Regions from separate parts of the Homo sapiens genome. Here region 2 is linked to region 1. A link is an interaction called in ENCODE POLR2A ChIA-PET data of the cell type or tissue named here. Cell type or tissue: PC-9. All regions are shown on one strand.

Region 1 (8,000 bases):
TTAAACACACATTCCTCAAAACTGGACTAAAATGAGCAGTGTGTACTTAGAGTACCTGAGATCACACTATCTGAAACAATAGTGAGGAGCCTGTGGTTAGACAATGGAAAATGATTGTAGGATAAAAATGGAATAGTTGTTTATTTGTTATATTTTGTGTTGAAAAAAAAAATCATGTCTTTCCTTTTTTTTTTTTTTTTTGGTAAGGCAAGATACTTAACCCAGTGTTTACTAAAGTGTGTTCTGAGAAATACCAATTTTTCTGGATGAAACCAGAATCCACATTTTCAGTTTCATGGCCAAATAAGTTTGGAAGCACTGTTACACAAAGCCAATCACATTTCTGCACTGCTGAAATTCTGAAGACTTTACTAAACTAACAGGTTCTGTGAATTCCTCGGTCGGGGGAGGTAGCTCATACACAGTCTTCTTTTCCTATGGGGTCATTTTTAGAGCCACTGAAACCACTGTGAAAACTGTGGACCAGCTCATTGGAGAGCCACTTATTAAGAGTGACTCATCCAGGCAGATTACAGGATGAAGACAAGTAACAGAAGAGCCACATTTACACATGGAAATCACTAAACAAACACCAATGGGACCCTTCATGGCAAAGTCTAAAAGTGATTTTGGTCTAAATTAAATGGTTTCCAAAAACTTATCTAGAACAAATGCCTCTTAAAAATGAAATACTTGTTTTGTGTTCATAACAGCTCCCTAGAAAATCAAGCTTTTAAACCAAAACTTATATAATTGGTCTGAAGAACTTCCTGCCTCCTCCTTAAGAGATTTAGGGAACATAGAAGATGGCTTGAGGATATTTCCAGACAGTGACATCAGAAGAGAAGAATTAGCATGATGTTAGGTAGCTGTATTTAGGAATTATCTCTCTACATAGAAGTCAGTCTTTCTTCATGAGAGCCCCTGACATTTCCAGCACTCCATGCTGGCGCATATACCTTCAGGGCTGAGATGTGGAATTTCTAAGTTCCTCTTGACGCTTGGCTCGAAAGACTTTTCCACAGATGCTGTCTGCCAGCCTGGGCTCAAGATTCACCTGCTGGGAAATTTCCAAGCACAACTTTAGGCCTCAAAGGAGCAGAACTTGATGGTGTCAAGAGACAAATGAAGTGGAATTTCATTAAGAAATTTTAATGCAAAAGCAATGATGATTAAGAAGCCTAAAGAAAATCTGGCCAACGTGCTTTTTAAACTAATACAGGAGGGAGAATTCCACAGGCATCTTCATTGCCCATCTCTAAGGATGGGATTTTGAGAGGCATAAACACTGCTGGGTTTAAAGAAAGAGTGATAATTCCAGCTAGGGACACCGAGGGAGGCTGAGGAACCCTCTCCATGGTCTCTTTAGCAAGAAGCCTCAGATAAAGACAATGTTCCCCATTAGATAGTTTTAAAGGCCTTGGGTACACAACTAGAAATTCACTGGAGAACAAGCCAGGAAAATCACCTACATTTTCAACCTCTCTAGTTTCTCATTATAGTTTTCTATTTTTTCCCCTTGAAGGTCATAAAACATAATGTAAAAACAAGGTGAATTATAGCAAAGCATGATCTAGGTGTGTAACTAATTCCTATAATATAAGAGACCTTTAGACTTCTTTGAAATAGGCCTTTCACTTTATTATGGGGAAAATTAAGGTAATATAAAAACTAGCCCTTAAAGTTTTCAATTAGCTCAAGTTGTGACCATTTCCAACAATAATCATATCTGAATAATGTCATTCTTAAAACCACTTAGGCTTTGTCTTATGCTTTTCCAGATGTTAGTGATATAAAAGATTGCAAGTAGTACATTTTAATTCTGAATCACCAGGAAGCATATTTTGGCTATGATACAATCATTATCTTTTTTTTTTTTTTTTAATTTAAGAACACTGGTTCCAAGAGAACATAAGACAAGGGGAAGGTGTTCAATTTTTGGTACTGAAAGTAATTGTAATAAATGCTATGACCAAATATTAGAATTCTATTTGATATATTTAAAAGAAATTGAAAAAACACTTTAATAATTTTGCTTATCATTTGCCACTGATCTTTCTAAACATAATAACTTGAAAGGCCGTTGACATTTAAGAATAAATAATGCAAGCAGGTTTAGTTTTCTATATATTTCATACTTTGCCAAGTGAGTATATAGTTCATGTGATGACAGTTCTAGTCAAGGAATAAGGAAATCTCACAGAAATGGACAACTTGATTTTAAATGTAAGCGTAACATAGACACATTTTTATCATTGTTTTTATATTACTCAGGAAGTCCTATAGCAGACTTGTGCAGGAGACAGAGAAAGACAAGCCTAGGGTCCATCCTTCAAGGACTTGATAGCCCAGTTCGGGAAAGAAACATGGGTCTATGGGCAGTAAAACTATAACAAAAAGAGTAAGTGCAAAAAGCCAGATGAATAATAAAGATATGATTAATTAATGAAGTTCAGAGGGAAGAGAGAAAGAGAACCTTTTAGCAGTGGCAGGATTTGAATCTGAAAGTGAAGCATAGCTGAGATGATCTTAGTTGGAGAAGCTGGAGCAGTTCTCTCCAACTAAGATAATCCCTCCAATTCATTGCATGTGAGGGACAGAGAGAATGGTTTGGGAAAAATTTATGCAACAGGATATGATCACTTTAATTCCGGGCCAAATTAATAATATCATTTGTTTGAAGCCAAGAATTTCTGTGGGTCAAGGAATGAAGAGCTGTAGATCTAAAAAGGATAATTGTAGCTGGACTATGGAGGGCTTTCAGTGGCAGACCAAATCTGAATTTTCTAACATAAGATTTGAGATAGGGACATGATGATCTCAACTGTTTTGAGGAAGAAGGAGTGCTGTGTGGGAGAGGGAGTTGAGGGGCAGGAGGACACAGCCAGTAGACCATTGGTGTTAGCTGATAAGCCCCTGGACCAGTAAGCTACGCAGTGATAGTGGGAGAATGGGGGAGAACCAGGGAGCAGAGTGTGGTGGAAAGTGAGAATGAGAGAGTGGAATCTCTGCTGACTATTTCAGCGAATGCCAGGAGTGGTTTTCTTTTCTTCCCCCCGCCCCCCTTTTCAGTGCATTTTTAGTCATGAGTTGACACATTCACTGGATCTTAAAGCTGGAAGTGAAGTCAAGTGACATTTGATCAGGTCCCCTGTTTTTATTGAAGTTTGTTTATTCCTGTTTTACAGACATGGTAATTAGAAACCAGGAAGACTGAGAAGGAATCAAATTTGCAGCAGCTCAGTAAGTGGTAGACTGGGAACAAGAAGCCAGTTCTCTGGGCTCTTGAAGCAAGGCCCTGCCACGTTGTCTTTCCCCAGGAGAGGAGGTATGACAGATAAAGGTCTTAGGTTGATTTTTTAAAACTGTGTGACTATCAGTGTCTGGTATTTTATTCCAATAACTTAAAACATAAAATTAAAATCACAGCATGCTCAGCCGCAGATTTCCCTTTCAATGCGATGCTTTTGCATACCAAAGGATCTGAGGACAGTTTTCTATTTCAAACTGTTTTTTTTTAAGCCACTATATGTATAGGCGCTAAATGTAGAAGTCTTTATTATTTTAAGTGAATTTTTTCTTAAAAACATGAAAGAAAAAAATCAATTTTAAGAAATTAATATGTGAAATGACTTGAATTTCTCTAAGGGTTCTTTGCAATGCTTTCCCATTATTACAACTTCAATATCCTGTTTTAGCAACACTTATTTAACTAGTCACATTTTACTTTTATGGGGGAGCAATAAATGTAAAAGGCACATAAAAACCACAGCCAAATGGTTGACATTTGACCTTTAATCATCTCTTGGACTCTCCTTTAGCAACATACCACCTCCTCTTCTACATATACACAAATACACAGTGTGTATCAACACACTTCCTAATTTACCACATATCATGATGTTGCTGAAGAAAAGAAATGACTTTCTTCAACCTGGTCTGCCTTTTGTTTCTCCTCACATTTTTTTTTAACTATTTTTATTATTTTCTGTTATTGGCCTAACAAATTACCACTTCCTTTGTGATTAAAATTAAGACTGGAGCCCCAAAAAAGGTGGTAAGAGGTGATTTTTTAAACTATCACAAGACCAAGAATCAAGTAAAAAGTTTGTTTTGAATTTTGAAACTGCATTATTATAAACAAAATAGTTCTTTATTTTTACCAATATATGAGTAGTTATCTAACCTAAACTATACATACACACACACACACACACACGCATATTATATATTGATTATAAACAACAGGAAATATAGATAGAATTAGTAATTAGTAGGAAGGGACCTGAGAAGAGGCCTGATCGCCAATCATTTGACAGATATCAAGGCTGAAAGACATGGCTAATGCCGCATGGCTACTGAGGGCAGAACTAGAACAAAGACAGAACAGCCCGGGCTTAGCCCTGTTGACTTACAGCTATGCCCCCAAATATGACATCACTTGCAGAAAGAGAATGTTGTGCCCTGAACATACAAAGATTGAACCAGAATGTCTCAGTGTTCACAGCAAATCCAGAAAAAGATCCCATCCTTGAAGCAACTTTCTTGATGGCTGCCCCTATTTCAAAAACTTGAGATGACGGGCGTCCCCACAACACTCCTCCTCTGACTTGTTTTGTCTTCATGGTATGAAAAAGGGTAGGAAAAATCTGGAAATCTGACCCAGCTCAGTCAATAAAAAGGCTTTTGTCTGTGAACCTGACCACAAGTGACTCATTAACAGCCGATTGAAAGATTTTTGTCGGGAACTCCCCCCTATCTCTTAACAGAAATAAACAATTTGAAACAAAACTGAAGTATAAGGTGAAATCAATTCCCACTTCAAAATAGTGTTGTCTACTACATGTAAAGGTGTTTATTTCCTCCTGACAAAACATTTGTTATGGATTTACTGCCATTTTTATCCCTTTACCTAAATCCACCATTTGTTTTGTCAAAGATGGAGCATGAAAAATTCTTTACAAAATGTCTTAAAGTGCATCCTGAATTAATGGTCCAATTAATTTTTTAAAAAACCTTAATTTTTTGTTTCTAGCAGATGATTAGTTACCCTTAATTTCAAATGGTATTGTATTTTAATTTATTTTATTAAAGTTCAAAATAAATTAGTAATTCAATTTTGTATTTTTATCATTTATTTTTTAATGCTAAGTACTAACTTTTTTTTTAAGGTGCTTACTGTGTGTGTTGTATTTCATTTCCACAGTATTCTTCCTTAAAACACATTAATAATTTTTGATCTTTTAATAATTGACTTCAAGTTAGAAAAAGTAGTGGCATTAAACTATATTCAGAATTTATTAATATAGCATTTAAACTCAAGGAAAATGCCAGACTCAAAAATTCTGACAATGCAAACTCATTCTAATCAGGCTTTGTCTCTGCCCTTTGTAAGAACTGCAAGAAAACTGGAATATCTTGTATGTTAATATTCTGAAATATCTCCAGTAGCATCCATCTGTGAAGTTAAAAGACTTCATCATATTTACTTTTGATTTTTAAAAAGGGCATGGGCCCTCTGCCTCTCCAGCTTGAGGTATGAGAGGATCCACAAATGAAAATACATTATCATCATTAAAGACTTGGAATTCTAGAGACAATCTTATCCAGAGGGAATTAAAATAATGAATTACATTTGGTCCTGGTAGTTTTAGTGTTGTGATACTTTAAATTGGCTTAAAGTCACTCCTGTACAATCCCCATACATGTTTCAGTATTAATCGTCAACTCCCCTTTAATTGCCTATATTCCTTTAAGATTCTGCTATACTATCTCACTTCCTATGAGCAAGAGCTAAGCCTTCAGCCCTGGGCGAGCAGCATGGGCAAGTGATTCAAATGAAGGGCTTGATTAACAGACTCTTTGCAGTTCTGCTCTAACAAGTCCAGCATTTCCTGGAAACCTGCTCACAGATTGTGGGACTATTTTTAGTAGCTCACCTCCCAGTAAATGTAGCTATTAGATATCCAGATATCCTTGCCTCTTTCAGATGCAGTAAAATAGAACATAAAAGGATGTAATTGAATGATTACAGCTAAAGCCTGTAATCAGTAGCCATAGGGTCTCTCTCTTTCCCCTAAGTGATCTGGGACACAGACCCAGGAGGGCCTTGTCCCTCCCCACTGCCTGGGAAACACACATGCCGTGCACAGGCCATGCTGACTCTCTGCAGATGCAGCCTAACCTCAAAAGCAGGCGCCCTGCAGATGCAGCCTAACCTCAAAAGGTTGGGACTGTTTTCTGTGCATGCATGCAGGGTAGAAAGGAAAGGCAAAAGAATTCACATATTTGGACATCTACTTGTGTATTCATGTGATTTTCATAGCCATGTGAGGTAGGTAGGTAGGTATGATTATTTTCATTTTACTAATGAGCAAAATTTACTGCTATGGTCTGAATTTTTGTGTCTTCCCAAAATTCATATGTTGAAACCTAATCACCAATGTTAAGGTATTAGGCAGTGGGACCTTTGGGAGGTGATTAGGTCATTAGGGCAGAGGTCCCATGAATGGGATTAGTGCCCTGATGAAAGAGGCTTCAGAAGGCCTTTCCTCTTCCACCATGTGAGGACATGGCTGGAAGATGCCATCTGTAAACAAGAAAGTGGACTCTCACCATCCCTGAATCTGCTGGCATTTTGATTTTGGGCTTCTCAGTCTCCAAAACTATCAGAAATAAATTTCTGTTTTTTGTAAGCCACTCGGTCTATGGTGTTTTTTTAGGGCAGCCTGAATGGACTAAGATATTTACCAATCAGCCAAATTCAGCAATTGCCTGAGGACCTGTGGCTAACGAGCAGCAGTGTCAAAGCTGGGTTTAAACTCAGCCCATGTTTCCCTTTTACACTCTGCTCTTTAATGGGGGACAGAATAGCAGACTCTATAACTAGGGTGGCTGAGTAATTTATTGTCCAAACCAAGACATGTCTAAGGAACAAGTGGAAGTGCCGTTAATAAAAACACTGGGACAACAAGCCTAACCTGTAAGGGTCTTAGGCGAACTAGGATATGTGCTTGTCCTGTCCCTAACCCTGCCCTGCTCACGCCAGCAGAGCCAAGACTGAAGGTGAGTGCCCAGTAGAAAGTTTCTAGCCCACTGGTCAGGGTGGGGACGGCTTATACCCGAATCCTGCAATAGGTCCCTTGGGCAACAGGGAATGAAGCTTTAAAAAATACTATATTTAAGACGAGATTTTAGGCATGAAATTCTATTTCATTTTATGTAACTCAGAGAGGATCCATCATGCAGAAAGTGTTACTTACAGCTGCACCCCTAACTCCTTAGAGGCAGTGAAACTGTATCATTGGACTGCCAGTCACTTGCATTAGATATGTTGAGATAACACAAAAATATCTAACATTTATTGACTTGCCATGTGCCAAACAGTGTGCAAAGTGCTTTACTTACATTATCTCATTCGATTTTCTCAAATACTCTATGAGGTAGGTAAATTTATTGCCCCATTTTACAGATAAGAAAACTCAGGCACTGAGAAACTTGCTCGAGAACACACACATAGTAAGTGGCTCAGCTATATTCAGACAGAGGACTTCTGCCTCCAGAGTCTGCACTCTTCATTATGACATAGGGCCATGTGTGTTGTATTGATCTTGGAAAGAGAAGGGTCACAGAGCGGTGTGACCTCACAAAGCTTGTATATTATTGAAGAGAGGCTTTTTTATATCACCACATCTCAACTAACACCTCAGTGTTTGTTGGAAGACATCATGTATGTAGTTTTAAAAATACTAAGTGTCAAATGAGTGACACAGAACACTCTGTCATATCACAGTGCTTTGTGGATAGAGACAAGGTGGCATATGCTAATAGAATATATTGATATTTATCTTCTTAAATATCCATCTCATTCTCCCTGATAGCATGGGAAGCCTTGCAAGGATTGTCCTGCCGTTCTTTCAAGCCCTAGCTCTTGGCACATTGTAGACACAGATAACTCTGTGCTTTATGACTGCAGTTGTCAGTTCAACCACAGAGCGTTC
Region 2 (8,000 bases), 1.1 Mb after region 1:
GTACCCCCTGAATCTTAAATTTAAAAGGAAATTTTTAAAAATACAATAAAAACAACATCACAATGAGATATTACTTCACACCCACTAGGATGGCTATAATAAAAAACACAAATAATAATGTTAAAAGAAAACCTTCAGCCAAATTAAATTTAAAGGAGTTTAACTGAGCAATGAACAATTCGCGAATCAGGCAGCCCCCAGAATCACAGCAGATTCAGAGACTGCAGCACAGTCAAGTGGTGGAATGAGATTTATAGACAAACAAAAAGGAAATGAGGTACAGAAATTGGAAGTGAAGTACAGAACAGCTGGATTGGTTACAGGTTGGCATTTGCCTTATTTGAACACAGTTTGAACACTCAGCAGTGTATGAATGGTTGAAGTACGGCCACTGGGATTGGCCAAGACCTAGCTATTATTACAGGCTCACACTCTTAAGTTAGATTTTCAGTCTTGTCTAACTATTAAGTTAGGTTCCTGTTCATCCACAAGGACTCAAATATGGAAGTACGGATTCCTTCTCAGGCCATGTTTAGTTTGCTTTAACAATAACAAGGCTGGTGAAGATGTGGGGAAACTGGAACCATCCTACATCGTTGATGGAATGTAAAAATGGTGCAGTCACTTAGGAAAACAGGTTGGCAGTTTCTTAAAATGCTTAAACTTCACTTTAACATTGGTCCAACTCCTAGCTATCTACCCTAAATGAATGAAAACATATGTTCACTCAAGGACCTATATATATATAAGACATATATATATATATATATATATATATATATGTTCATAGCAGCATTATTTGTAATAGTCAAAAAGGGGAAACAACTATATATATGTTCATTCACTATGTATATATATATATATATGTTCATAGTGAATGAATGACAAAATTCAGTGTGTATATGCAATGAAATACTATTCAGCAACCAAAAAGGGTGAACTACTGATACATGTTACAATGTGGCTGAACCTCAAAAGATTATGCTAAATGAAATAAGCCAGATACAAAATCCACACATTATATAATTCAACTTACATGAAATATTCAGAAAATCCAAACCTATAGAAATAGATAATAGATTAGTGGTTGCCTGGAACTGGAGATGGAATTCGAAATTGGCTGCAAATGGGCAAGAGGAATCTTTCTGAGTGACAAAAATATTATAAAATTGGATTGCTGTGATGGGTGCACAACCCTATACATTTTCTAAAATTACTAAATTGTACACTTACAATAGATAAAGTTTATATTAAAGGAAAGTAAATTGCATCCCAACAAAACTGTCTTACAAAAAAAAAAAAAAAAAAACCCTCAGCACAAACAGCATGTATTGGTTTAAGTACAGCCTTAGGTATTATCTGTTATCTGAAGCAGAAATTTCTGCCCTCGGGTTGCTTAGTTAGCTAGTCAGCAGTTAGTTGGGAAGTCTGCACTCCAGAGGCTAGCACAAGTCTTCTTGCACGGAGGCTTAGGAAATTATCATAAAGAATATCAGAAATAGGCTCTCAATGATGAATTAATGACATGCTAGATATACAGATGAGCCAAGGAAATGGTTTCAAGATACTCCTCACACTAGAATAAGAACCTGATAAGGCCTGTGGCCTGTGCCCTTGTGACCTGAATCCTGTTGAAAGGTCATAAAACTTCTGTTTCTCTGATGTCAACTCTCAGGATAAAACGATTCTGCTTTTGGGAAATCAGTGTGTCTGCCTCAAGTAAATCAACCTTCCATGTAACAAGTGGATGAATCACCTAAAGAAAAGACCTAGGAACTCCTGAGACTTACAGTAGGTGGCATGTAAGGTAGAAGATATGTAGGATGGGCAAGTCTAGTGATTCCATGTACAATGTGAGGACTACAGTTAATAAAATTATATTAGGGAATTCTGTTTGGTAGATTTTTAGCTGCTTTTGTCACAAGAAAGTAGTAATGTGAGAGGAATATGTTTTGATTTGCTTCACTACAGTAACCATTTTACTATCTATTTGTATCCCATAACATCATGTGATAAACCTCAAATATACACAATAAGATTTATTTAAAGAAAAAAACAATAGGTGGCATGAACCGGCCTGGCCTCACTTTGTAATCAATGGTAACAAATGTCTCCACTCAGAATTGTGACTCGGAATTGTGAGACTCTATTTCATCAGCACATGATGTTAAGGTGGTGAGAGAAGAACTAAACTTCACTCACATCGAACTTGTTGGAACCTCCTATTTTCTGCCAAATATAACTGAAGAGGTGAGCATTTCTAAAATGGCATGGATCAATTTGCTATCCATAATTAAGTTTAATAGGAAGAGCTGCTACTCTCTAATTTGCCTTTCAAGTGTTGAAAAGTGCAGCTCAGAAAAGACTCCCTTGAGTAGCAGCCCCTCGTGCCTGGATATTGACTGACAATTCTAGCTGCTGATGCCAGGGACTATCCTTGTTTGTGACTTTGGTCTAATCCTTGTAATCTCTGAAACAGGCTGCCCCATGCCACACTGGCCAATTGTTTCTCATCTCTGAATGCTGATTTCAACAGTCTGACATTTTCTTTGGTTTCCTGTTCCACATGGTCTATGTGCCCAACATGTCTGTATATCAATATGTCTAAGATATTAATGTAGATTGGTATGATGAAGAACATTGGTATACATTTTAGACAGAAGATATTTCAATAAAGTGAGCATTGACTTCCAAAAATGTCAAACATGCAATCCACAATTCACCATTAAGCTATAATAAATACAAGCCATAGTTGTAGCTGTGTTTAGTAAATACATTTTCAGCTGAGACTGAATGGTAACTTTGGCACAGAAATAACTTAGACAAAGACTATTTGATTCAATGTTTAGAAGACTTGGTGATAGCAAATTGGCTCATCACAACTGATATTTTAAAGCATATTTCCTTAGAGGTTTCAAAATATTTTATCAAGAGTTTTCATCTCTTAATTTTTAAAGCATTACTGTGCTTATTTAGCAGATGAGTAAACTGAAGTATAAAAATTCTTATGTCTAGTCCTGCAGTAGGATATACAAGTACAAAGACTAGATGAAAACAGTGCCTCTTTGGGCATATATTTTAAAAAATCCAAACAATACAGGAAGATATCTGAAAAAATTAAGTAATGCTAAAAGGAATATAAAGAAAAATAGCACTATATCTGCCCCACCCTTATCCTGCCCTGCTTTCCAATGGCACCAGTTTTTATTCTTTTAACTATTTTTTCTAATATTCACCTTCACATTTTTAAACATTCTACACATGCTGCTATTCATTGTTTATAAAGTTTACACTGTACTCTATTGATTTCCTATGTGAAAGTTGGAGATTCTACTGACTTTTGAGCCCATTGACAAGATCAAATTTACACAAAGAACTCAGAATACGAAGAGGAAAGAAAATTTCAGGAGCATTCTTTGGAGAAATTGGTGCTGTGACTACTAGCCCCCTTTTCACCTCAAGGACAGGAATGCTATGTCAGTTTCAACTTGCTTTGCCTCAAGTCTAAAAACAGTAGGCTCCAAAGTGACCATCAGAGGGATCCACAGGACCCTGCAGCGGGAACACAATAGACATGTGCTGCACTTCTGGAAATCCAGAAGGAGAGAGAGAGGTCAGCAGGCGGCTTTCATGGCAGAACAGGCAGAAAGTTGAGGCTCTGTGGGAAGAAACTGGCTCCCCTCTGACAGATGATCACAGGTCTGTGAAATTCAAGGACCAGATGTAGTAGGTATGGTGGGCATACCCAAAGATGACCTCCAATGAGTCATGATTCTTCTGTACAATCCCCTCCTGTTTAATGTAGGCAGAGCCTGTATCTTGCTTCTGGTCAATAGCATATGACAAAGGTAGTTGGATGTCACTCCCTTGATTATGTTACATGGTGTGGAAAAGGAACGGGATGTCTCTACCTTGGTTAGGCAAAGGTGATAGGATAGTCACTCCCATCATTACATTACATCCATATAGGTAAACCAGTTAGATTATCTTTCTGTCTTTGCAAGACATCTGATCAAAGGACCTAAGAGAGGAAGCTAAGAGAGCAAAGAACTGCAAGTGGCCTCCAGGAGCTGAGAGAAGACCCCAGCTGACAACCAGCAAGAAAACAAGGACCTCAGTCCTACAACTGCCCAGAACTGAATTCCAACAAGAACCACAAGCACTTGGAAGAGGACCCCAAGCTCCAGAGAGGATGCAGCCCATCAGACATCTTGATTGCAGCATTGTGAGGACTTGAGTAGAGGAGCCTGCTTAAGCCAGGCCCAGACTCATGACCCACAGAAACTGAGATTAAAAAATATATATGTGTTGTTTTAATCCACTGAGATTGTAGTCACTTTTTATACAGCAATAGAAAACTAATATAAAAGGAATGTTGCTCTGGGATAGTATCAAAGTGAATCCTGCCCAGAGCCCAAAGGGGTCCCAACAGCAGGAAATGTGTGGGGCTGGTCATCTTCTACAAGCAGAAGCTGACTGAGAATTGGAAGCAGCCTGCCCAAGGACAACATGAACAGCCCATAGTATCCCAGGGGCTGGAGAGAGGTACCTGATGATAGTGGTCTCCAAAGAACTCACACGTAGGGAAAGACTCAGGTGAACTGTCTGCCAAGACTATAGCACTCAAAGCCACCTAAACCCCGGAAGAATTTCCTATTCCCTAAGCCAGTGATGTGTTAATAAAACAGCTCTCCAAGGGCAGGGATGGGGAAGCCTTGATCTGAAATATTTGCTAGTCTCTGTGGTGTAGATACACCCACCATGACTAATCTCAAGCTACCAGCAGTTTAACAACCAGCTTATAACATTCCTGATATTTAAGTGGCTCTCAGGAGGCAATACTTTCACACATCACAACCACCTCCACTTCCCCATACCTTCCCTTCCACCTTCCACCCTGAGGAATCAGCCAGCCTGAAGGAGTGGGGCAGAGAGCAGAAGCCTGCCCTTCCATAACAGATCTGCGGCTGGGAGGGAGAGGAGAAGGGACTTCTCCTAGAATGGAAATGGTGTGCTGATTCATACCTTGGACTAGACATTTAGAAATTTGAGACTTCTTGTGACTTAAACTGCCTGTTCTACCAGAGTAAGTAAAAGTTCATGGGATCTTCCCAGATTTACACACACACACACGCACACACACACACAGAGAGAGAGAGAGAGAGAGAGAGAGAAATATAATGTGGTAAGAAATTAATTTTCTCTGTAGGTTAACTATCCAAGACACAGATAAAAATTGCAGAGCTAATGTTTTCTTTTTTAAAACTGCTTTTAAATATTCCCCTCGTTTCTCAAGAAGGCCTTAATGTCTGAGGTGACTTGTACATTCTTAAGTTCTAAATAGAAGAATGAACAGTTAAATGACTGAGTGAATTCGCTTTCCTAATGTGCTTCTCTGTTTGAAAGCTGCTGCTGATGCTCAGGAAGCCCAGGCGTTAATGCTGCTCGCCTATGAAGGCGAGCATGAAGGTGCAATACTGGGAGGAATCTCAGGAGAACGCCAGGGGAAAATCATGAAATTTTAAAAGCAGTGAGAACTGAGTGCCTTTGCATACCTAAGTGGAACTGACAGCTAAATGGGAAGAGACATGGGAGCTAAGCATGAATATTTGCTCCAGGAAACTCACAGGGTACAACAGAGGAAAGAAACTTAAGCCTTGGGTGGAGTTAGACCTCTGGGGTCAAGATGAATGTGTTTGCATTATTTCCACTGGATTTCCACCCAGAAGCTCTCTGGTGAGTCATCTGGGAGCAGTTTGTGCAGTTGCTAAGGGTTACCCTTCTTTCAGAATATTCTCCCAGGGATGGAGGCCCTGAAATTTCCCTCCCTGTATGCTGAGTTCGGGAAGAGTAGCATTTAGTTATATATCAAACAGCTAGACAGGAGTACCACAGGGCAGATGTTCTTTGTATCACATTATTATGGTACTTCTTCTGCCTTCTGATATGGTTTGGCTCTGTGTCCCCACCAAATCTCGTCTGGAACTGTAATCCTCAGGTGTCCAGGGAGGGACCCACTGGGAGGTGGTTGGATAATGGGGGTGGTTTTTCCCATGCTGTTCTTGTGATGGTGAGTGATTTCTCATGAGATCTGATGGTTCATAAGTGGAAGTTTCCCTTGCACACTCTCTCTTTCCTGCCACCTTGTGAAGAAGGTACTTGCTTCTCCTTCGCCTTCTGCCATTATTGTAAGTGACCTGAGGCCTCCCTAGCCATGCGGAACTGTGAGTCAATTAAACCTCTTTTCTTTCTAAATTACCCAGTCTCAGATATTTCTTTATAGCTGTGTGAAATGGACTAATACACTTTCATTAATTCTACTCAAGTGACACTCTGGCAAATAAACAGTTTAATAGAAGGAGCACCACAGTAATAAGTTTCTGACATATTTATATCTTCATAGAATTTTTGGACTACCCTTGCTTTTAGCTGCTCACCTTAATTCTCCCTTCACTGAGAAAATAGAAGCAGTTAGAGGAAAATATCCGCAGGCTTCTACCAAAGTATCTACCTACATTCTCCATGTTCCCGTCTCTTCCATAGATGAAATTTCCGTTTTTCTGTGAGCCCCACCCACCCTTTATGTAATAGATCCCATCCCTTTTGCCTAATGGAGAATATCAATCTGCCAGTTCTCCTCTCTATCTCCAACACCATTCATTTTACACTGTCTGTTGGGTCATTCTACCAGGACTCAAACACGCTATTTTTTGTCTTACCTTAAATAGAAAAAAAAAAACTACACACACTCGTTTGGCCTCACCTTCCTACCAGCTCCTGCCCCATTCCTTTGCTCCCCTTGGCAGCAAATCACCTGGCTGTCTAGTTTCTTTCCTCAAATTCTGTCTTGAATCCACTCAATCAGGCTTTTGCCCTTACCACTCAACTGAACTGTTCTTGACAAAGTCATCAGTAATAGCCATATTACTGAATCCATTGGTCAGTGCTCATTGATTATCTTACTTGATCTGTCAGGTCAGTATGTGCCAAAGTCTGTCTTTCACTCTTCCTTAATACAGTTACTCTGTGTGGTTTCCAGGACAACACATTCTTGGCTTTCCTTCTTCCTACCAGGCTGCTTCTTTTCAGTCTCCTTGATTGGTTCTTCTGCTTCCCCCTGATGACTTAGTGTTAGAAAGAGCCCCAAGACCCAGTCCTTGGCCTCTTCTCTTTGCCAGCTACCCTCTCTCCCTTGGTGATCTCTAGTCCTATGACCCTTACACATCATTTACATGCTGATGACTCCTAAATTTATATCTCCAAGGCAGATCTCTCTCCAAATTTCTAGGCCCACATAGCCAGTTGTCTCCTCCATATCTCCACTTGGAGCTTAACTTCTCAGACTTAACATTTGAAACTGAGCTCGTAATCTTCCTTCCAAAGCTGCTCCTGCCTGCAATCTTCTCCATCTCTGTGGGGTAAGACCTTGGAGTTATCCTTGACTCTTCTTCTCTCCCCACATCCCCTCACAACAAATCAGGAGATCATGCTGGCTTTACATACAGAATATATCAAGAGTGACTACTTTCCACCACCCCTACTGCTCCCAGGACTGTCCCAGTTGCTGTCCTCTCTCATCTGGGTTACTATAATAGCCTCCTAGTCTCCTGGCATCCACACTGTTGCCCCCTAGTGTCCTCTGCAACACAACAGCCAGTGATTCATTTGAAACAAGTTGTTATCCTCTGCTGTCATCATGCCACAGTACTCTAGCCTGGGTGACAGAGCGAGACTCTCTCTTTTAAAACAACAACAGTAACAAAAACCTACGGTCCTACAAATTCCCTAGCAAGACAATTCTTTCCTCAAGGGAGGCTAGTGCAGATTCTTCAAGCCAGGGGAGATGCTTTCTCTGTTAAAGAAGAAAAGCCACTTCTACTGGTAACGTAAGCTGAATTCAAAAGTTCAATTTCTTCAGCTACATTAGAGTTGACTTGCATGTTCTCATCCCAGTTTTGCCGGTCACTGCTTCGCAAATAATACTGAAATTTCAATGTAAG

Evidence for each region. ChIA-PET counts read pairs that join two places held together with the same protein. Peaks named below come from ENCODE experiments on the same cell type or tissue, not always from the same donor. Only the 100,000 strongest peaks of a DNase experiment are listed, where the experiment ranks them.
Region 2: POLR2A ChIA-PET joins it to region 1 with 8 read pairs; 1 of 35 experiments calls an interaction of 5 or more read pairs at or near these places.

The regions. Positions count from the first base shown.
Region 1 is chr6:113,357,859-113,365,858 of GRCh38, reverse strand. It overlaps LOC107986637 (a long non-coding RNA gene), which reads left to right. Exons shown (of 4, transcript XR_001744312.2): 3 at 3,189-3,328. LOC124901497 (a long non-coding RNA gene) reads left to right here and starts at 7,620. Exons shown (of 2, transcript XR_007059930.1): 1 at 7,620-8,000. In PC-9, no CTCF peak of the experiment used is centred here; a DNase peak (open chromatin) is centred at 4,688; H3K27ac peaks cover 705 bases.
Region 2 is chr6:112,295,947-112,303,946 of GRCh38, reverse strand. All of the region lies in intron 2 of LAMA4-AS1 (LAMA4 antisense RNA 1), which reads right to left. It overlaps LOC107986632 (a long non-coding RNA gene), which reads left to right and starts at 4,847. Exons shown (of 2, transcript XR_007059712.1): 1 at 4,847-5,086. In PC-9, CTCF peaks have their summits at 5,235, 7,422 and 7,624 (motif pointing left); DNase peaks (open chromatin) are centred at 4,966, 5,686 and 7,636; H3K4me3 peaks cover 4,682 bases; H3K27ac peaks cover 6,541 bases.